Regions from separate parts of the Homo sapiens genome. Here all the other regions are linked to region 1. Evidence: chromatin loops called from intact Hi-C (ENCODE). Cell type or tissue: A673. All regions are shown on one strand.

Region 1 (8,000 bases):
AAGATGTCTGAAATTACTCTATACTCAGTATATTTAGTTAGATTAATAATAGAACTTGATTTCATCTAACTAATTAATTTGAGTTCTAAAAGCAGACACAAATAATAGGCTTGTTTTTTTTCATTTTTTTTTCATTTTGATTCCCTTTGGGGATTTTTTTTAGGGGGGGTGGTGTAAAATGTTAGTCAATGTACTACTAAGGATAAAAGAAAAACTATCTATCTAAAGAGTGAAGTAGCTCTTTATATTTTTAACCAAAGGTGAGAGGTAAAGTCAAGCAATTTCTCTAACAATCAATTGTTATATACAGCAGTAACATGGATAGAAAAGGATACTCAAACAGGAAAAAAAAATCAATACAACTTAAAAAACATAATTAAACACGTAAAATGTTTGCCTTTATTTTTGAAAATTATCTTATTTCAATACAATATTTTCTGAAGGAAAGTGAACAGTTATGTCCCCATTTAAAAAAAATAAGTCTAATAAGGTAGACACTCCTTATGTTCTACATGACAATGAATTTCATGACACCTGACTGACTTCTCATTGCAAGGCACATTAATATAAATGACTCTCACTAAGCAACAAAGGCTGGAGGAAGAAGTTCCTCTGCCCTGAGAGCTCCCTGTGAGAGAGAAGAAGATGAGCAGGAGTCAGGCACGTCCTTGTTCCTAGCACTTGAAATGGGAGAGGACTGGCCAGAAATCAGAAGAAAACAAGATCTGATGTTTTACCTTTGAGTAAAATTTATTTTCTTGGAAAAAAACCACATGGGTGAGAGTACAGTTCTCCGTACTCGTTTAAATGCTCCAGGAATAATTTTTGGAGGAACTGGAGTAAAGTTTGAGGCAGATGTTGAGACTGGGAAACCAGAAAGTAGTACAAGATCATTTAGTAAGAAAGGGTCAGAATAGGCTGAAAGGAGGCAATTCAACAAGACCAGGGAATAGTTGAATGTCAGAGTCAGGATTAAGCACAAAAGAAGTAGAAAGTTGGATATTTAAACTGTAAGATGTTAATGCGTGTAGTCAAGTGAGGCAGCAGAAAATTAGCTGAGTAAGGAGAACAGGCAAAGCATCAGGACAGGAAAGAAAACCCTAAATTAATGGGCAGAAGAGTTACAAACACAAAAGCAATGAAAGGTCCAAACCCCAAGCTGCAAAACCAGTTGGTTCAAACCGCTAGTCACAAATAGTACATGAAGGAAAATTTAAAGTACTTATAATTAATAAAAAGAATTTACCTCTCCTGGGACAGCAGCAGTTTGAAAAGGAGAGAAAGGGTTTGTATAAAAATCAAGGATGTTTTGCCTTTTCCCATGAAGCTGTGAAGAAAGGAAGAAAGCTAGGGGAAATAAGAAAAGACGATTTGCCTCTCTGGGACACATTCCTCCTGGTGACAGTCCTCTTTCTCCCCCTGGTCCTTCTTAGCACACAAAGTAGATAGGCTATATGCTCTATAAAATAAGAGTCTGCCTTCTTGGGATCTATAAATCAAAGATGCCACAGATATGTGATAGTGAGTCTGAAGTCAATACAGGTCATAAGGACAGATTAATCAATCCTGTGAAGATGTTTTGCAGATGACAAACACTTGACCAAAATGATAACTGACCATGTGGTTAAGGGGCCATATTTTCTCATAAGGTAGTACTTTCCAAACTTGTTCACCTCAAGAGCTCTGAGTAAATGAAGTAGTTAGAAGACATACTGGAGCCAGGCATGGTGGCTCACACGTGCAATCTCAGCACTTTGAGAGGCTGAAGCAGGAGGGTCACTTGAGCCCAGGAGTTCAAGACCAACCTGGGCCACATAGGGAGACCCCATCTCTACTTAAAATAAAGAAATTAAAATAGACAGATGTGGTGGCATGTGCCTGTAGTCCCAGCTATTCAGGAAGCTGAGGTGGGAGGGTCTCTTGAGTCCAGGAGGTTGAGGCTGCCGTGAGCAGGGACCATGACACTGCATTCCAGCCTGGGTGACAGAGGGAGAGACTCTGTCTCAACAAAAAGACACAGCAGAGTAAAGAGGATGCAGGAGAAGATCTAATTCTTGTGCGAGCCTTCTTTATCCCTGCAGGTAACCTCAAGGTTCCCGTGGCTTCAGAACAAGGTGAGGGATATGAGGATCAATGTCAAAGTATACAAGGGCCTCCTTCATATGGTTGGGAAGCTTTGCCTTAAGAGACAGTTTTAGATCTCCTGAGTAATTACTCTTAGAGGCGGGGAGCCGCACAGTAAGAGGAATGGATATAAGCAAATGTCAAAGTTAAACAGAAATCTTGGAAAATGTTGTATAGGGAAACTGAGCCCAATACAGACTAAGGTGATGTCTCAAGTGGTAAATATAAATGAGCAAAAGAGTCATTATTTCCCTGGAGTGAAAAGGGAGATCCTGTCTCTTCCCTCTTCATTTTCTTCTTCCTCCTCCTCTTCCTCTTTTTCCTACTCTTCTTCCTGCTCTTCCTCCTCCCAACATGGAACTTACAGTATACAAATGCAAGCAACAGAGGCAGATAAAGAGAAAAGTAACCCAGCAGACCAACAGCAACAGTTTTATACAATGGAAATAGGACTGGTAAAATATAGTGTTGAGGTGGCCAACGTTCAGGCTGCTGTGTTTTGTCAGGCCAGAACCATGTTTTTAAAATAATTGAATTTGAGTACTTTTCAGTAAAGTATATATTTTCTATGTTTTTGAAGCTGCCACCACTTAATATTTTATCAAGTTTTTTCATTTGTTTTTGTTATTTTCCTAACCTCTGAAGATATTTGAGTTTTGCAAACCCCAGCTTTTGAGTGATTCAGAGAGGACCTTAAAGCCAGCATTGTGAGAGGCATAACCTCTAAAGATGAAGAGTCCAGCAGAGATAAGCTTGGGGCCCAAGGAAAATAATGTACAAAAACAAGACCACAACTAGCAGGAAGACAGAAATGGCTTCTAGTAAGGAAATATTGTTACTATGAGTTATCATAACTGTTTCTAATTTTTAAATTATAAACACAGATTTGTGCATACACATTTTTCTAAAATATATATTTCTTATAGTATTTTTATTAAATATGTCTAGTTTACCACTATATTTTGTTATTTAGTGAATTCTTTCATTTCAAAATGTATCCAGAGAAGATGTTGGAGTATCTAAATTTACATGAACTTAATCTGTCATCTAACTAAGATACTGCTAACTAAATATTTTGGCAGAGAAGACTCTTTATTGAGTCTTCCACATAGCCTAAAGTACATTACATAAATGAACTTCAGGGAATGTATTTTTATATGTCTCAAGATACATAAAGCCTTTGTAACACTGTTTGGATTTGGGTCAAAGAAAAATATGACCCAAACTGTAGCTTTTTTTCTATATATATATATATATAAAATACAGAAAAAATATATAATCTACATATACATATATATAAAAAATAGATAGATAGATAGATAGATAGATAGATAGATAGATAGATAGATTTTGCTTGCTAGTGTTGTGTGAAATGAAGAAAGGTATATGGCTGAAAAAATTAGAGTAAGAAATCTACAAGTGGAATATCTGACTCTAAAAAGGCACTCACTTCCCAGGACTGCCTGCTGTCGTCAGTGAGCTACGAATGGATTTCAATAAAGAGTAAGTAACGATACCAGGCTGGTCCACTTTGGGAAGATTGTATGAAACACAGTATAGAAAAAAAAAATATTTTCCCCAGGAAGAATATAATTGATTTATTCTATAAGTACTTTTCTTAAGTAAGTGTAGGCAACCTCAGTAATATAAAATATCAGCATACTCCTGAAAACCTGTAATGAAAGCAGGTATGACAGTACTGTATGGTTTATTGACATGCACATGTAGGTTGCAGCATTTAGAAACCCACCCACCCCCATCAGAATCAAGCCATTGTAAATGTTTTAGTGCAACCTGGTGGTGATTCTGTTTTCTGCAACAAGGTGATAAAAGGCATTCAAACACATCTATTTAAAAATATTTCAGTATAACAAAATTATCCCAGAGAAAATAGATTGTTCCCATGAATTACTATTCCATGTTACCTAATAATAAAATATAAAAATAAATTGATAAAAACATAGTTTTTTAAAGTTTGCTTTTAATTCAGCATTCATTTAGAAAGGAAATCTATATTTTGGATGAAAAAGTGTCCAAGACTGAAAATCCAGTCTTCACAAATTCATTTTTTTTCCTCAGAGGATAAATTTAGTCAAACTAATTATTTAAATTATTTAAAACATTAATAACTTGGTCTTAGAGAAAGGAAGAGTTGGAATTTAAAAATAAGTAAATTATATTTACATAGAAAAACTCTTAGAAATCCACATCTAAAAACTGAATGCTTATGAAATGTTTTACTAATTAATAAAAATTTCATTTAGAATAATAAAAAAGTATAAGATCATTGTATAATTTACTTCTCTGTTATCTCTAGCATACAAACACCACAGAATTCATTTAGGTTGTATGTGAACCTTATAAGTTTTCTGTTTTTTTTTTAAAGAAAAATTTGTCTACTTCTCATAAATCAAGACTTAGGAGACCCAGTTTGATTGAGATTGAAATCCTGCTGCCAACTCAGAGAAGATTTACTTTCCCGAGAGCATTCAGGGACTTATTTCTTCTAATATTTTAGATGATAAATTATTGGGGTCAGAACTGTTGAGAAGTTTGAATATTCTTTCAAGATTTTCTTTTTAGACTTTGAAGAACAGTATCAAGCAAGTATATAAACAAAGCCCAGAGTTTCCACAGTGCATTTATCATGAATCCACTGCCTCTCACCTCTTGGGGAATATTTACATTTTCTTTAAAGATTTGATGATTGTACAGGATTAAATATCAGTCTTATTTCTAAATTAATGATTTAGTGTTAATCATCAAGCCAGTTATTCTAATTTAGAGATGTTCCTTTATGGAGAACTTTAGCTTCAAATATGATTATTTTGCTGAACTTGGATGGACTATCTACTTTGTTGTCTATAATGGGTTAGCCCAACTTTAAAGAGCTTTACACAATGGAAAAAGCAAGTGCTTCTCTTATTTAATACCACAAAGAAATTATACTTTCCTTTGGTAAAATTCACTTATTTTTGAGCTTATTTCTATGAACATGAGCTATTTCATACTTATAAAACTTCATTTATTAAAAATATAGATTCTCATGAATAAAATTATTAATGTTTTAAATGCCCATTTAGTAATAAAGTCACTTCACTGTATCCCTGTAAAATTCATGAAACATTACATTATTTGTGCTATATGTTGTCCTATGACAGAACTACCTGTTTGGTTTGATGCAGTGAAATTGTTCAATATGCATCCAGATGGAAGTTAATGACATTTATTTTTGCACATGTCTGCTGGGAAAAAACTCCAATGGAGACTTCTGGGGCATCATATTTTATTAGCTCCTTTAAAGCAATCCCCATTTCCTGTCTTAAAACTTGGTAGGTGGAGTGTGAAATTATTTTTAGTGAGGGTAAAGAAACTAAGCAAGAGGTCCTACAGCCAGGTGCTCCCCTCCAGGTCAAAAAAAAATCTTCAAGAGTGAGAAGCCTCAGAACAACTTTGCTAAGTATACTTGGCTTCATTCCGTCACTTTTTAAAGTTCCTCTCTGAATTCCCCTTACTTAAGCCCCCACTTTCGTGTCCCAGTCTCACTGACACAGTGTTGTATGAAAATTTACTCTGCTCTCTAAATGGGGTTTGGGGCAGACCATAAAGGCCCCCAAAAAGCTTGCTTCCTTCCACTTAAAACACCTCCAGTAAATGTCCCCCAAACACATCATGTGCCAGGTGCTTGAAAGACAAGGGGCAAAGTGGCAAGCTCACTGGGGGATGAACTCTGTTAAGGTGAATCAAGATGAAGAAAAGACACAGGGGGTAAAGCATGCAGTGAAATTGTTGAAAATGATTAGTCCCATTGGAGAACTAAAGCAGCTAAGCATCCTGGAAGCTGGGGAAAACAGCACAACATTTATTCTAAGACAAAAAACCAAGTTTGTGAGTGATGTGGTTGAGAAAAAATGATAATAAGGTTGAGAACTAACTGTAGTAAATATTTTACTGGAGGTTGATATAATTTATATTTCAAAAAAGTTGTGAGGGTGGCTATGTATACATAGTGGCAGAGGGTATATAGGATATCATCCTGCCTTCTCAATTTTCTTGTGAACCTGAATTTACTCTCTAGAAAAGTCTCAAAAACTAAAAAAAATTAAAAGTTCAGACATGACTAAAACCAAGGTGGTTTATTCTTATAATAGCAATTAAAACATACCTATTGAACATTTAGATGTTTCCACTACTGCAAGTTGCTACAGAAAAGTTATACGGATAGGTACGGGTATAGTTTCTGATCTTGAGGAATGATGTTCCCTAAGGGAGATACTCATAAAAAGATTACAGTGGAATATGATATATACTATGGTAGAATTATAATCAATGTGCTATGAAGGTAAGATGAAGAGACTAATACATTCTGGCTGTGAGGCAGTGAGACCATCTTTACAGATCTGGCGATATTTGGAAGGTGTCTTAAAGGCATTGATGTTTACGATAACTGGAAAAGAGCTCAGGTTATCTCATCAAGGAAGTCTGGAGCTGGGCAAAGGAAACATAGATAAAAAGAGCAATACCTGGAATAGGAAAACGTTGTAACTAATATGCTCAGAGAGCTATTTCCATCATAGAGCACCTATACAAGGTGATTAAAAATGAATACCCTGAGAATAAATTTAAAAGAATTTGTGGAAATGAAATTATATTTAAGAGAGAAAACATCAATAGAAGATACAAAAAGTTGAAGATTCTCGAAGAGTAGAATGAAAGGACAATGAGATTTTTAAAATTGGCAATAAAATATAAGAAAATTAGGGAATGCAGATGTTCAATACAAAAACAAGGTTCTGTATCTTCACCCTTTCACACGTAAATACACAAAGAAGAAGAAATGGGTAAAAGAGAGAAAAAGAGATACAGAAAGAAATTGACAGGATAGGCAGAAGGGAGCAAATTATCCAGGAAACAGTCAGCGCTGAAAAACAAAAGAGATTCCTTTAAAAATCTGAAGGAAACTAATAGATGTGGACAATTGAACAACTGCCCCTGAAGGATGCCAAATGCATGAAAGAGAAATTCAAAGATAGAGTAAATTTAAAATTTCGTGAAAAAAATTAAAATCTGAATATAAAGATTAAAAATACACATTGTGTCTCAGGAAGAATCCATACAGAAAGATTGGCACCAAGATTGAGCAAGATGGACTTCATAATTTCAAAGATCAAGAAAGAATCATACAATCATCCAGGAAGAAAACACAATTAATGCTTATAAGAGAAAACGTTTGGTCTGGCTCCAGCATTGCACAGCAACAATCAATGACAGAATTCCATGAAATTAAGTTTATAAAATTCTTTGGGACCAAAAAAAAAAATGACTCTCAATGTTTTTTTTAAATTTTTGCTGTGCTTTCTTTCAATCATAAAAATGCTAGATATTCTCAAATATTCAAGATCAGAAGGAAACAGCATCATAAAGAAGTTTGATAAGACCCACTTTCACTTTATAATAAAATCATCCTAATTAAAGATGAATGAGGCCAGGGGTGGTGGCTCACACTTGTAATCCCAACACTTTGGGAGGCCAAGGTGGGCTGATCACTTGAGGTCAGGAGTTCGAGACTAGCCTGGCCAAAAGGTAAAACACAGTCTCTACTAAAGATGCAAAAATTAGCCGGACGTGGTGGCATGCACCTGTAATCCCAGCTCCTCAGGAGGCTGAAACAGGACAATCACTTGAACCTAGGAGGCAGAGGTTTCAGTCAGCTGAGATTATGCAACTGCACTCTAGCCTGGGCAAAAGAGCAAGAGTGAGATTCTGTCTAAAAAAAAAAAAAAAAAAAAAAAAGATGAATGAAAATAAGGATTTAAGGATTTTAGCAAAAGAAAAGCCCTACAAAGACTCTAGATTCTGATTCATTTTAAATATAG
Region 2 (8,000 bases), 780 kb before region 1:
AATCTGTAGATTGCCTTAGGTAGTATGGACATTTTAACAATATTGATTCTTGCAATCCATGAACATGTTGTATCTTCCCATTTTTTTGTGTCCTCTTCAATTTCTTTCATTAATGTTTTATGGTTGTCATTGTAGAGCTCTTTCATTTCTTTGGTTAACTTAATTCCTAGGTAGTTAATTTTATTTGTTGCTATTATAAATGGGATTTTAAAATTTCTTTTTCAGATTGTTCACTGTTTGCATATAGAGATGCTAGTGATTTTTCTTTACTGGGAGATTTTTTTATTATGGCTTCAGTCTTGTTACTTGTTATTGGTGTGTTCAGGTTTTGGATTCCTTCATTTTTCAATCTTGGTAGGTTGTATGTGTCTAGGAATTTATCCATTTTCTCTAGATTTTCTGATTTATTGGTATACAGTTGCTCATAGCAGTCACTAATGATCCTTTGATTTTCTGTGGTATCAGTTGTAATGTCTCCTTTTTCATCTCTGAGTTTGTTTATTTGGATCTTCTCTCTTTTTTTCTTAGTCTGGCTACAGGTGTGTCAGTTTTATATATCTTTTCAAAAAAACCAACTTTTCATTTCTTTAATCTTTTGTATGGTTTTTTCATTCAATTTCATTTATTTCTGCTCTGATCTTTATTGTTTCTTCTACTAATTTTGGGTTGGGTTTGCTCTTGTTTTTCTAGTGCTTTAATATATGTCATTACATTATTTATTTGACATTTTTCTTGTTTTTTGATGTAGGCACTTATAGCTATAAATTTCCCTCTTAGTACTGCTTTCACTGTGACCCCATAGGTTTTAGTATGTTGTATTTTTATTATTATTAGTTTCAAGAACATTTTCAGTTTCCTTTTTAGTTTCTTCATTGACCCACTGGTCACTCAAGAGCATATTGTTTAATTTGTATGTGTTCGTATAGTTTGCAAAATTCCTCTTGTTATTGATTTGTAGTTTTATTCCATTGTGGTCAGAGAAGATACTTGATACTGTTTCAATTTTTTGAATATTTTAAGACTTGTTTTGTGACCTAACATATGATCTATCCTTGAGAATGATCCATATGCTGAAGAGAAAAATGTGTATTCTACAGGTGTTGGATGAAATGTTCTGTAAATATCTACTAGGTCCATTTGTTCTATAGTACAGATTAAATTTGATGATTTTTTTTGTTGATTTTGTGTCTGGGTGATCTGTCCAATGCCGAAAGTAGGGTATTGAAATCTCTAGCCGTCACTGTGCTTGGGTCTATCTCTCTCTTTAGCTCTAATAATATTTACTTTATTATATCTGGGTGCTCCAGTGTTGGGTGCATATGTATTTATAATCATTATATCCTCTTGCTGAATTGACCCCTTTATCATTACATAATGACCTTCTTTGTCTCTTCTTAATTTTTGTCTTGAAATCTATTTTTTCTGATGGAAGTATAGCTACTCCTGCTCCTTTTTTGCTTTCTTTTTTTTTTTTTTCTTGGTCCTCTTGTTTTATTTTTTTATTTATTTATTTTTTATTTATTTATTTTTTTTATTATACTTTAAGTTTTAGGGTACATGTGCACATTGTGCAGGTTAGTTACATATGTATACATGTGCCATGCTGGTGTGCTGCACCCACTAACTCGTCATCTAGCATTAGGTATATCTCCCAATGCTATCCCTCCCCCCTCCCCCCACCCCACCACAGTCCCCAGAGTGTAATATTCCCCTTCCTGTGTCCATGTGATCTCATTGTTCAATTCCCACCTATGAGTGAGAATATGCCGTGTTTGGTTTTTTGTTCTTGTGATAGTTTACTGAGAATGATGATTTCCAATTTCATCCATGTCCCTACAAAGGACACGAACTCATCATTTTTTATGGCTGCATAGTATTCCATGGTGTATATGTGCCACATTTTCTTAATCCAGTCTATCATTGTTGGACATTTGGGTTGGTTCCAAGTCTTTGCTATGAAAATTCATGTTGATTACTGGATTTCTTCTTCTTTGCTATACAAACAATAATAAATCAGGAATAATAGAAGTCTAAAAATAAAAAGTAAACACACATTTTTTCTCATTCTTTGTCTATATGCATGTACAATTTCGCATAATTATAATTATAGTGCTTTCTGATTTTTCTCTTTGCATTTCTGTATCTCTGCATTTTTCTTGTTGTTCAATGTTATCATTTTCAGTGGCTTCATCCTATTTTATCTTTATGATATGGAATCATTTACTTAACTTTCCCTCTGTTACTGGTGGATATTTATGATGTTAACAAGTTTTCATTTTCTAAGAAACACTACTGTTTGCACATATACCATTCATTTTCCTCTTTTTTCTTTATAACAGAAGCCCAGTTTTGTACACATATCCATCCATCTCTTGTATAACTTGGGAAGATGTGTCCATTCCTAGTGTCAGGTGGACACTGGTGAGACAAAGCTAATCAGCATCTGGCAGTCATCTGGTGACTGTCACTGGTCTGGGGTAACTTGGGCTGAGGCAACCAGACAGAAGAGGTTTGTATCCCAATGTGTCACCTACTAACTATATGACTTTGGGAATGATATTTAATTTATGTCTCATTTTCTTAATCTGTAAATTACTCATAGCACCTACATCAATGGTTATTTGAAGCATAAATGAGTAAATATATCTTAAGCTCTAAATAAATTTATAAATGCTTAACACAGTGCTGGCACTTAGCAAATGCTCAATAATGTCACCTATATTTATCAGAGTTCTGTCATTTGTATAGTGCAATGTCATCAGAAAACAGCTTAAGATAGGATTTCATCTATAATAAGCACACAGCTGGCACGTGTGTGAGTGTGTGTTTATGTCTGTGTCTATGGGTAACAACTTGAGACCTTGGCCCATTAAAACTTTAGACCTAGGATCATTATTTAGTCCATGTGACAAATAAGATCCAGAAAGGTAAAGTGAATTCACTCAAGTTGAACTGCTATTTAGCAACGAGTTTTCACTATTGTTCCAATTTCATTACTTTTTCTTTTAAAGACTGTTAAGATAATACCTTAGTACAGTCTTGTTTATCTATTTGGTATTCATTAAAATACTCATTACAAAAGCACCTATTGAGGGCCAGGCATTATTATCTGGGGGGAATTTGGGGAACAAAGGAGACTGGGTTTTATTCTAAATATGATGGGGAGCCATTGGCTGGCTTTGACAGGGGGAAAGCCATGCTGTGAATCATATTTAAGAAGAATTACCCTGACTGTTCTATGAAGATTTCTCTGGAGGGAAAGCGGTAGGAGATCAAGAAGGATGCAGGGAAAGCAGGTAGGAGGTTAGTGAGGGGTAATAATGGCCTGAAAGGAAATGGTAGCAAGAGATGAGATGAGAAGTGGTAAGATTATAATACAGTCTCTGTTAAAATTTTAAACAATGCATATGTATACAGTAACGAGGGAAAATGCCCACCCTCACCCCATACCCTTGCTTCCAATGCCGATCTTCTTTTCATAGGTAACCACTGTTAACAATTCAGTGTGCTTGTATCACCAAACCTTGTCCTATGCCACTCATAAATGGTTTATGCCTATATAAAATAAGTCAGTTTTATTTGCAATGTATTTTCAGTATTTTTTCTTTGTTTTATGTTGCTACCTCCTATCGTGGAGCTGAAGTGTAAGACTTAATAATGATTTGAAAGTCCTCAGAAACAACCCACCTCACACCTGATCATTGGAATAAATAAACAATTTAAAGACAGTGATTTATTAAGACAACAAGAAGTCTAATAAATAGCATCAGCATAGATAAGTCTTTCTTTTTTTCCTTTCTATTTAGTCAGGAGAGTGCCATTGCCCAGGATTTGAATGACTGCTTTATTCCCTTTTTTTTTCTTTTTTTTAAACCTGAGGCAGAAAACCAGTAGAGGGCGCTGAGAACCCTGTACATGCAAGAAGTCTAACGGAAAGATACTGACAAACAAAAAGTGGAAAAGGATTTTAAGACAGGGATCATAGCACTACAGAAATGTAGGCTTTCTTGCTTTGGTGCTTTTTTTCCTTAAAGTTAAAATTATTTATACTATTAATGGGTGAAGTTTTACCCATATCCCCTTTAGCAGCTTCGAGCACAGGTTTCCAAAAAATATTCTAACATGCACAATAAATACTTTTGGCAGCGTGAAAATAGTTAATAATATTTTCTCATCCCATTATGAGTTATTTTATTTTACTCAAAAGGTTTCCACCCTTAAATCCTTTGGGTAGGCAGAAGCTGGTTAGAATATTGAAGCAGGACTGATCAACAGACAGACTATATTTTTACTGAATTTATCATTCACATTGTCTGTGTGTATGTGATTATGTGTGTGTAAGTGTCTGTGTACATGTATTCAAAATTTAAAAAGTATTCAAAACAGTTACCCTTGTATCTGTCAAGGGTATGTAAAATGCCTGTTTGGAGTCATTACTTTTTCCTGTTGTTGAAAACTCAAATTGATGGAGGGTTTGAATTTGGATTACCACAAAAATGTAAATAAGCAGAAAGACTCTAGAATTAATGTATTTGTGTATTTATTTATTTCCAGGGGAAATTTGGCCTTTGGAATTGCTGTAGACACAGACTGTTAAACAGTCAAAACGCAATGTCAAGTGATAGAGTGTTAGAAGAACAACATATCATTTTCTCTAAGTTTGAGCCTGTATAGTAAGCAGGTCCCTCAGTATAATTCCAGCACACTTTTCAGCTATGCAAACTCTTTTACAAACTCTTTTTACTTTCACAAACTCTTTCAGGATAATGCTGCTAAAATTAATTACTGTGTATATTTTGTTGAAAACTACACGTAGTTGCTGAGCACTATTTATATGATGGATATCCTTGTGTCCTAACAGAAAATTCATAGCCAGGAAATATGATATTTTACCTGTGCTGAAGGATAATAGGCTGCCTTCATCAGCCACTAGAAATATTAATTTCAGTGTCTCCATTGAGGTACCACGTGGCTTCAAAACAATATTTTCAAAGAAATATACAAGAGTTTATTTTCAAGATGTTTTACACTGTTGTGCTTGGAGAGTCTATGGAAATGGTTAGCCTTAGATCACAGAAAGCTGCATTCTCCTTCACGATGAAAGCTTTGAAGAATGCTAAATATATTCCGTCATTCATGATGACAGTAGGAGCACAAACCCAGTGACACTTGAATCTAGGTATTAGTTTTCCATTCTTTGATGATTTAATGAGCAAAACTGCAACAACCTACACATTTTTCTTGGCTTACTTCCTTTATAGTAAAACTGTAATAGGATATGGCAGTTCATGGCTTTCTGCCTCTGGATGGCAGTAACTCCTGCTTAAATGTTCATGACCCTTAACTGCAATATTCTAAAGTAAGGATTTCCCATTCTTTGTCAGTTTTCTGTCCAAAGAAAACACTAATTTTACTTAGTCTGAAATATATATACATACACACACACACACACACACACACACACACATACACATACACACACATACATACACGCATTTGAAAACTAAGAGCAAGGAGTCTGTTTAATGTTAAAAGTTGATAATGTAAACCCCAGGCTAAAAGGAAAATGAGGACGCAAAGAACTAACCTAAAAAAAAATTGGCATTTGGATATTTCCATATGTTTATATGTGATTCATTTTCCTTCTTACATAAATTAACAAATGCTGCTGAGCCAACCATATTTCTTACCTCAAGACAACAAGGCACTGCAAAAGCTCTAGGAATATATCCAGGCTTTGGGAATAAGCATGTCTACCACTAGAATTATGTGCTCTGATTAATATAGTCTATCTGGATTTTCTGACTGTGACTTTTCATAGACACAAAGAATTAAAGAGCTTAATCATTAAATAAAATGAAATGCACACATGTTAAATGTAGTTCACTAACCTCTTTATGCAGTGGCTACTGCAATACCATAAATTGACATCTGGATTGGGCTGTGGGCTGTAATTTACTGTCTCTAATATTTTCCTGGTCTTCCTTTTACTTGTCCTTTTATAAACCTGCTATTCCTTTCCTTCGGATCCCTGGTTTTCCATCTCCGCCTCAGATACTGTTGCCTTGCCCACCTCCTTAAGATTGCATGTGCCTGAAAGCTCTACTTAGATATCCTTTTCCAGACTTCACCCTCCACGTTGAGGTGCTACAGCTGCACCTAAGAAGTGCTTCTGCTTCCTACTCGGCTCCATAGGCTGTGTAGTATCCTGGAAAATCTACATAGATTCAGGTAATCTTTCTCTTTTTAACACATGTTCCCCTGAGAATTTAAGGTTTTTTGAAAGTGATACATTAAGACCCAAATCTACCGTATGGGCTACATTACCAGGCATGTCAAATTTTGGTGTCCAATTGAAGTGACATCAGTTTCTGATGGCTTTATAATAACTATCTTCAAACCATTGTTGACTTAGCAGAACTTACTGTGTACTCATGCATGTAATTCTTTATAACTCAGAAAAAGGAATGCAATTCCTGTGGCTTCTAGATGATAAACTTTTAAAATAAATATTATTACAATGATTTTTTTACCGCCCCCCACCCCCATGAAATGGTCTCTATAATTATGAGGATTTTTTTTGTGTTTCCTTTGGGCAAGAGTAGAGAGTCTTTATTCAAAATAAAGATGGACACAGAAATAGCTGGAACACAAAAAGCCCCAGACCATAGAAGAATACATAACCTGTGCAGAAAAGAAGCGAAGTCAGAGAGTCGTTAATTCCAATAGTATTAGAAGCAAGTATTGAATGTGGGATATAAAGCTTAGAATCTGGGGTCAGGTTGACAGGAACGAATACAAGAGCAAATTGGATGGATAAATGAGAAGAAGTCTAGAGGAACAACTTCCGAGAGAAACCTTCTATGCTGTTCTCAGGTGGCTGGTGTAAATCTTTGTGCATTTGAGTTAGTGCCATAAACTGCTCATAGGTAGAGTGGTTCTTATCACTGACCAAAATAAAGCTGGTGACTCTAGGGAGTTATATCTGGTGGCATCATGTGGCTTGGGTTACTTTCAGTGTGCGGTGACAGTCTCATCCTCAGCAAGAACGGACTATGTTGCCAATGAAAGGAATGTCATGGCTAAACACCAATATTCTGAAGATCTGTGTCTGAGTAGGTCAATGCCCTTAATAACTCTCACTTTGCTCATTTCTGAAGCTCTAGGGTGCCTTTTAAAAGTGTCTAAAGAGTGTGTGTGTGTGTCTGTGTGTGTGTGTGTGTGTTTAAGTCAGTGGAATTCTAAGTTTCACTTTTGTTCTTTATCTCTGGGTCCACTCTTGGTTGGTTTCCATGGTTTTTATTCTCTTGCTTTGTGTTGTTATTCATTCAACAAGCATTTATTGAGTCCTTAAAAAATCAAGTATTGTAAAGCATTGTGGTAGATACTAGGTATGATGAAAGAATACAGGTATTTTCATCATGACATTTATAGTTTGGGGAGGGATATAGACAGATAAAAAGAAATTAAAAATCAGAGGGATGAGGGCTAGACAGGCATGTAAATGGTACTAAGGAATCTCTAGCAGGAACATCCAACATAGATTTGGGGATGGTGGGGAGGTCAGGAAAGATTTATTGGAAGAAGTGATGCCTGAAGCGGTATCTGTTGTCTGTGGTCAAAGTCAAAGCCAGCCAGGTAAAGGGAGAATAGCTGTTTAGACAAAACAGTGTATCCAAGACCCAGAATTGAGAAATAGAAAAAGTTGATTGTACTTGTCGAAGCCGATGTCAAGATAGAAGTGCAAGAGATTTACTGGGGGAAATGTTTATGAAGGATAAAGGGGAGAGGAAGTCGAGTAGCAGGGGAGAGCCTCAGAGCTTCATGCAAACCTAGTTCTTGTGAAGAGTGGGAGGAAAGAAAGGAGGATGGAATAGGAGGATCCTTAAACTGTAGTATACCTCTAGAAGGAATGTCTTGGCCAGGCCTATGAAGAGCTCCAGAGCAAAATTTGTTAGAAGAATCCCATGAAGGGGTAGAAGTGGTCAGGCTCCAGTACT
Region 3 (8,000 bases), 390 kb before region 1:
CACAAAAACTCAAATTGGGCAGGAAGAAACAAACCTCTCTCATGTAAGAGACACTCAGTCCCCCGAAAAAGAACAAATTCTTCATTCAGAGTGAACAGCTTGTGAGAAAAAGCTTACTACCTTGCTCATAGGCAAGGGAGGTGATTGTCAAATATAGCTGGAAGGATGTCTTGCCCAGTCTTTTGCGGATGCTTGAAGTTTCTATAATACAGAGAGAAACTTTTAATTCCACAAACTCAGATGAAGTTATAAGGCTAATGTTTCTAAGAGGGAGTATACTATAGTGATTTGAATTTAGCAGGGTTGTAATAACTTGTACCAGATTGTGTCTTAATCAACCAGCAAATATTTATTGACCATCTACTATGTGCCATTTATTGACCATCTACTAGTTTTATGATAAAACTGAAGCTCAAAGGTTGTATGCATCTTCTCTGATGTCTCACTAGAATCCTCCAAGCTAAATGGTTTATTCATTTTTGGGGGCTATCACTGTGCTACCACATACTTCTGAAACCCACAGGAATGTTGCTTTCATTGTCACCTATCTTCCCCCACTGGATTGCATACTCCACACGAGAGCTGAGGCTAGCTTGGTCTCATTCATCTTGGTAACGTTCGAGTATATCAGAATCTTGGCACGCAATTGACATTTAATTCATGCTTATTAAATGAATTAATAAGACTGAATAAGATATTAATGCTACTCTATGGCACTTGACAGGTAGGACAGGAAATAAGACATGAGTGCAGAACAGTTATTGAGAGATTAGTTGCTTTAAGTTTATCATGTATAGTGGTGAGTTAGGGAGAAGAGACAGAAAAATAAATGAGATCAAGAAGTCCCCAAAAGACGCTGCCTTGTTTCTGCCAATTTTGTGTGCCAATCCTACACTCACGTTGAAAACAATTAGTTATCCATTACATTACCTTTAGATGTTCCATAGCAATTATAGTTACTCATTTATTTACTAGAAGTTTGCTTACATTTAATTGATTTATTTGAAGAACCCAAAGTAATGACATGTAGCAGAAATCATGCCTCTCTTTCTCTTTCTCTTTAGGCACATCCTGCATCTAGGTTTGAAATGAAAAGAAGTGAGCTTAGATAGGCAATTCCTATTTCCTCTAGAAAACATGATCGTTGACATGAATTTAAGCAGACAGCATGAATCAAAGATTAACAAGTCAGTTCAGTTCTGGCTCTGCAGTTTAATGGGCTTGAGGTCTTAGACCACATGCTTACTCTCTCTAAACCTCAGTTATCTCATCTCTGAAGTGGAGATAATAATGCCTACCCTGTTTATCTTTTAAAGCTGTGATGTGTAAGAAAATGCTTTACATACTATGAGCTACTATATAAATGCAAGGGACTCTTGCTATTATTATGGTCATGATTGCTCTGGTAATCATGACGATAGCACTGAATACAAATCTAAAGGGCACATCCACATAATTAAAGTGTCTTACCTCAGGAACAGCTCTAGACATTCACGTCTGTGAAACAGCATCTGATCAGTCCTTAAACTCATCAGACAACGTATACATTGATGGACCCTGAAGAATTACTGGCACATTAATTTGCTTGCCTGGAAACATCTGGATTCTCTAAAATTAGATTCCTGATGAAAGATCCCTGAAGTGTTGCCAGATTTCTGTTTAGATAATTTTATTCAGTTCAACAAACATGAATCGAATGCCTATTTAGGCCAGAAATTGTTGTAGGTAATAGAGACTTAAAGATTGGTGATCATGGCTCCTGCCTTCAAAGAGCTCACAGTTTGTGGGCAGAGACAGATACATAATTAGATGTCCACAGAATATAAAATGGAGTTATGTGTAATTATTACATAAATTACAGTGGTACTACAGGAAGTAGACTAAAGCAAAATCAGAGACTATCTTGATGGAAAGGATGCCTGAATTGAACATTAAAGCATAAGTGGAAGTTACAAAGGCAAAGTGAGTGCAAAGTGAGGGTAATTCCAAGCAGAGGGAACAACATGAGCAAAGGATCTAAAACTGGGAAAAAAATATGTGGCTATGTTGCTGGATCAGAAACCAAACTGAAAGATGTAGAGGGAGCTAAGGCTGAAGACTGGAGAAGAGAAAAACCAGTTCCTGGAAGGGCTTGTGGGTCATGTTTTTAACTGTGACAGATAGATACCACCAAAGGGTATGAAACAGATAAGAGACATTGTGAGATACAGATTTTAAATAAAATGCACTGGGTATTGCATTGATTGAAAGATAATAAAACTGGAAGCAGGGACATTTGGTTAGGGTAGCAATTTGGAGAGATGAGCCAAGGAAACAGTAATTAAGATAGGCAGCAATACTTTTGAGAAATATACAAACACACACACACACACACACACACACACACACACAGAGTGTGCAGGAAGAGACAGGACTTGACAGCTGCTTCAATGTGGCGTTGAAAAATACAAAAGTGTCAAGACAGAGCCAGGCATAGTGGCTCACACTGATAATTCTGCTTACTCTGGAGACTGAGGTAGGAGGATCGCTGGAGGCCAGAAGTTTGAGGCTGCAGTGAGAAATAATGACACCACTGCACTTCAGCCTGGGTAGCAGAGCGAAACACCATCTGAAATACAAACATTAAAAAATGCAAAATTAAAAAAAGAAAGATGCCACGATAGATTACCCAAGCACCGTACTGGTGTAATAGATATCTCAGTCTATGAAATTAAAAATTATGATATATTACTTAATTTTTATAAGCTATCTAATTTCTGACTCCAGAACAAATTCCACTAGACTGCTGGGAAAAAAATACCTGAACTCCCAAGCCCCAATCCTTACTGACATTTCTCTAGTTAGGATTTCACTATGATATTAAGGTCTTAATGCCAAGGAGTTGGGGATGGCCCATTTGGTTGTTGGCTGTGAGTCCATGCCTGTAGCTGCTGAGACAGCTGTCATCCTGGCCTATGTGGCCTTTACAAGTCCCTTAGTTCTCTCTGATGCCTCAGTGCCAAGCATGGTTGGTGGGCAAATCTTGGGAGAGAGGGCATATGTTCTCTTCGCCCAGAAGCAGTGTGAAGCCATTTTCTCCTTTTGCTGTACTTTCCTAGGAAATGGAGGGGAGGTACCTTCAGCCCCGGCAGGAAACCACAGGTCTCTCATCATTGCCTTCTTCTCTTAATCTGAGGGGAGATAATTCTCTGAGGAAAATCCTTTTCCTTTCAGGTCTCTCTGTTTTTGTGTGTTTACATCGCAATGTTTCTTCTCCTCTCTGGAGTTTAGTTTGGGCATAGAAAATACATCAAGGCAATTCCTTGCTTTTTAAAATTATCTGCCCTCTACTTCCACATGAAAAGGGTCTTTGTCTTCTTGCCATTTTACCTTTGGCAGCCGGCATCCAGAATACTCTGATACATGCTAAGAGCACACACACAAATATTTGTTTATTAAATAAATGAATATAAGGGTAAGTTATGAGCTGACATGACATATTTTAGGAGGAAAAAAGCTACCATTTTGGAATTCTCTCAGCAGTGCTATATACTGAAAGAGTAAATGAGTGAATTAATTAGAAAATGAATACAGCCATGGCTGCTTACTTTTGTTTTCTGTTCTCTGCCACATTCCTTCCCTGAGGCATTCAGCACAGAGCTGATTTCATGCTGAAAGAGAAGGAAGAGAAAGGAAAGAAAAATATTCAGAGAGGAAAAATATTAATTAAAATATTAATATAATCCAGTCAGTTTACTTATTTCAAGTCATCATCTAACACCAATCAAAATGCTTCTTACTACCTAAATTGAGTATTTTTATTGAAATGTAAAGTTTATTTCAATGATATTCAAAATATGAATTAGAGAATTGAGAGTGAGAACAGATTCTTATACAGAGTTGCAAATTTACTCATACTTAATCACACTAAGAAAAGTATTTTTTAAATTTTGTCTATGACTAATAAGATCTTACTCTCAGACCTCAGGTCCCCTACTGCTTGCTGTGATAATTTTTCCTTCCTTCCTTCCTTCCTTCCTTCCTTCCTTCTTCCTTCCTTCCTTCCTTCCTTCCTTCCTTCCTTCTTCCTTCCTTCCTTCCTTCCTCCCTCCCTCCCTTCCTTCCTTGGAAGGAACTACCAACCCTATGCAAAGTCATTTAAACATGGTGGCAAAGTTTGTGCAAGTAGAGAACGTCAGATACAAAACAAAGCAAAACAGAAACAAAACACCAAAAAATATAAATTAAGATTGTGAACTTTCAGGGCCTAGGGATAGGGGAAGGAAAATCAAGGAGCACAAGTGTTCAAAATCTGGATTGTAACTCCCTCTGTCTAGACTGGGACTGGGAGAGGAGGTACTAGAGGACTACCTTTGCCCTTGGTGTTTCCCCACTTATGTAATATACCATCTCTTCTCTGGGTTCTCTTACTATCTCATTATTGGGTAGTGCTTGGCTGCTGTAATAGGCATGGAGACATGGAGGGATATACTCCATCCATGTTAGTGGTAGTTTAGTCCTTATTATGTGAAAGAGAAAGAGGGTAGGGAGGAAGGACATATTTGGATAATTTTATCTCAAGACATTAGCCTGTCTTGTAATGCTATTACATTCCTCCACCTCCTTTTTGCATTTTAGAAACTAATTTTCTTTTTCTTTTTATTATCTTCGCTTTTAAATCACCCCCCTATCCTGTAGGCTCCTGGACCCCAACTTGCCTCAATAGACTCAGGCAAATATATATTTTCAAAATATTTTTGTATTATGCCAATATTAGAATAATTTTGAAAAAACTTAACTGTCTATTATATAATCGAGTATCAACAGTTAAGTGCCAAATATCATGCTATGGATGTTATGTGCATTTTTTCACAATATCAAATACATGCTATACATTTTATTTCCATTTTTACCTATGAAATGTATATTATTGGTTTACAGAGATAGAAATGAATGCTTAGAGAGATTAAATAATTTGCCCCAAATAATACCCCTCATAAATGGCTTTGTTGAGATTTAGACTCAGGGGATTCCTACTCAAAAGCCCATGAATTTTTCAGTACATTTTGTTGTTCACTGCCAATTCTTAACTCCATGAGAAAAATTCAGGCGCTTATAGGAATGTGTGAATCATAATTAAAAGAACACACACTCAGGGGCAGGAGACTCAGTTTCAAATTCTGCCATTTTGCAATTTTCTGTCAATAGTGTGGTAATAAGAAACAGCAAGTGCTCTTATATCCCGATTTTGTCTTTTATTAACTGTGTAAACTTGGGCAAACTCTTCTCATTTCTAAGTCTCCAACTTTTTATTTGTTCAAAAGAGAGGTTAGCATTAGGACAGCTGTGATGAGTAAGTGTGATAATACATTGCAAGCAACCTAGCACAAACCTTGGCATACAAAAAGTAAAAATAAAAATAAAACACTCAGTAAATGTAGACACCTCATCTATCCAAGAGAATTTTGATAATTTGTGAAGCATTCATTATGCTCTATATGGACCATTAGGTTATTTGATAAATGTATGAGTTTTAACACAAGTGCTACAATGTAACTATAATAAAAGCCCAAGAAATAAATGTTCATACAATGAAGTCTTTTTCTTTTTCATTTTTCTAAGAAACTGGCTCCTCATTTCTATGTTGCAGAAATGAAACAATAATTTATTATTTAAATCACTTCTTGGGGCACACATCTGATCTGGAATTCTGTACCTACTTTTTATTTATTTATTTATTTATTTTGAGATGAAGTCTTGCTCTGTGGCCCAGGCTGGAGTGCAGTGGCTCAATCTCAGCTTGCTGCAACCTCTGCCTCCCAGGTTCAAGCGATTCTTCTGCCTCAGCCTCCTGAGTAGCTGGGACTACAAGCATGCACCACAATGCCTGACTAACTTTTGTATTTTTAGTAGACATGGGGTTTCCCTATGCTGGCCAGGCTGGTTTCAAACTCCTGACCTCAGGTGATCCACCCGCCTCAGCCTCCCAAAGTACTGGGATTACAGGCATGAGCCGCTGCGCCTGGCCGTACCTACATTTTTATTACGTTAACTGGCACATAAGAAATGTACTATTTTGGGGGGTATAGTGTGATATTTTGATACATGTGTACATTGTCTAATGATCAAATCATGGTAATTAGCAAATCCATTGCCTAAAAAATTTATGATTTATTTGTGTTGGAAGCATTCACAATTCTCCCATCTAGACATTTGAAAATATACGATAAAATGTTGTTAACTTTAGTCACCTCACAGTGCTGTAGAACACTATAACTTATTCTTCCTGTTTACGCTGTAATTTTGTACCTGTCAACCAACCTCTCCCTATCTCCTCTCCCTCCTACCCTTTCCAGCCTCTAGTAAATGCAATGCTATACTCCACTTTTATTAGATCAACTTTTTTAGCTTCCATATATGAGGGAAAACATGCAGTATTGATCTTTCTGTGCTTGACTTATTTCACTTAACATAATATCCTTTAGATTCATTCATGTTGCCTTGAATGATTTGATTTAATTTTTTATGGCTAAATGGTGTTCCATTGTATATACATTGTATACTACATATAATATAATGTAGTATATATATGCAATGTGTATATATGTTCATTTTGTGTCTGTATATATATACACACATATATATGTATATATAAATTAGTATTTCATTGTGTATTGTCTTTATTCATTCATCTGTTGAGGACACTTAGATTGATTCCATATCTTGGCTATAGTGAATCGTGCTGCAACAAACATGAGAGTGTAAATATCTCTTCTACATACTGATATCCTTTCCTTTGGATATATACCCAGTAGTAGATTGTTGGATCACATGGTAATTCCATTTTTAGGTTTTTAAGAAACATACACATTGTTTTCCATAGCAAATGTACCAATTTACATTCCCATCAACAGCATATAAGGGTTCCGCTTTATAGGCATCCTTACCAGCATTTGTTATTTTTTGTCTAACTGGAGTGGGAGGAGATCTCAGTGTGGTTTTGATTTGCATTTCCCTGATGATTAGTGATACTGAACTTTTTTTCATATACTATTGGTCATTTGTATGTCTTCTTTTGAAAAATATCTATTTAAATCATTTGCCTTTTTAATTAATAATTGAATGGCTTGGGTTTTTACGCTGTTGAGATATTTTAGTTTCTTGTATAACATTTTAACAACAGTAATTTATAGCTTTCTCAAGTAGCTGGGAGCCCTGGAAAGATGGTAGGGGGAATCTGAAGCCACCTTCTGAGTTAAGCAACTGTCCTCACAGTCCAGGGCACTCAGCCAGAAGCCCTGAGCCAAGCATACAACATTCCATCTGCTGTACTAACCAAAGGTAAATGACCCTCAAACCCCAAGGGAGTGATTCAGCTTCAAGAAGGAGACCTCACCTTTTACAGGACAGTCAGGCTTGAGAGTTGCTTTGCTTAAGTGATTGAAGAAGAAAAAAAAAATCTGAGATCTAGTTAATGAAATGTATTGAGGTCATTTCCACCATTCACTGATGGAGCTCAGAAACAGAAAGTGTCAGGAGGGCTATAATTAGGAGAGAGAGTTAAAAATTTAACAGCATTCCAGATTTCAGTTACACCTGTCATCGTTTTTAACCACCCTTTCTTCCCATTTGCACTTTATTGGGCCTACTGTCTTCCCTTCTCCTTTTCAGGATTTGAGAGAAATAGGCAAAGAAAAATATTAAAGAAAAGAAAGGTGATATTTTGAAAAGATATTTGGGAGAAGCCAGTTTCAGGGATAGGTTCAGTTCTGTGCCTGTCTTTCTTTTGACTATAATTCATGTTAGCCCTCTCTGACTGAGGAGTGTGAAGTCATTTGGCTCCTGCATGTGTGTTCCTCAGTGAACGCACCTAGGGGTGTCCCCTTGTTCCTTGAGAGCACTTGTACAGAGAAAGCAGACTTGATACAACCTTCTAGAAAGTCTAGTATACAATGAGGCACCATAATTATCTTTAGGGATTTCATGTGTAGATTATTTCCCCTACTTTTGTTTTAAATAGA

What was found. A loop is a pair of places that touch in the nucleus more often than their neighbours do. Peaks named below come from ENCODE experiments on the same cell type or tissue, not always from the same donor. Only the 100,000 strongest peaks of a DNase experiment are listed, where the experiment ranks them.
Region 2: it touches region 1 in a loop (7-fold over the local background); 23 of 110 quality-filtered maps call a loop at or near these places.
Region 3: it touches region 1 in a loop (14-fold over the local background); 2 of 110 quality-filtered maps call a loop at or near these places.

The regions. Positions count from the first base shown.
Region 1 is chr1:198,767,674-198,775,673 of GRCh38, reverse strand. No RefSeq gene overlaps it. Among named protein-coding and RNA genes, the nearest start is that of MIR181B1, 87 kb to the left of the region's middle. In A673, a CTCF peak has its summit at 3,925 (motif pointing left); a DNase peak (open chromatin) is centred at 3,893; H3K4me3 peaks cover 292 bases; H3K27ac peaks cover 5,207 bases.
Region 2 is chr1:199,548,062-199,556,061 of GRCh38, reverse strand. No RefSeq gene overlaps it. Among named protein-coding and RNA genes, the nearest start is that of LINC02789, 400 kb to the right of the region's middle. In A673, CTCF peaks have their summits at 3,871 (motif pointing right) and 5,285 (motif pointing right); DNase peaks (open chromatin) are centred at 3,911 and 5,301; H3K27ac peaks cover 3,628 bases.
Region 3 is chr1:199,157,073-199,165,072 of GRCh38, reverse strand. It overlaps LINC02789 (long intergenic non-protein coding RNA 2789), which reads right to left. Exons shown (of 4, transcript NR_147896.1): 2 at 3,588-3,650; 3 at 2,503-2,608. All of the region lies in intron 1 of LOC107985243 (a long non-coding RNA gene), which reads left to right. Among named protein-coding and RNA genes, the nearest start is that of LINC02789, 12 kb to the right of the region's middle. In A673, no CTCF peak of the experiment used is centred here; DNase peaks (open chromatin) are centred at 3,082, 3,602, 4,252, 5,082 and 2 weaker places; H3K27ac peaks cover 8,000 bases.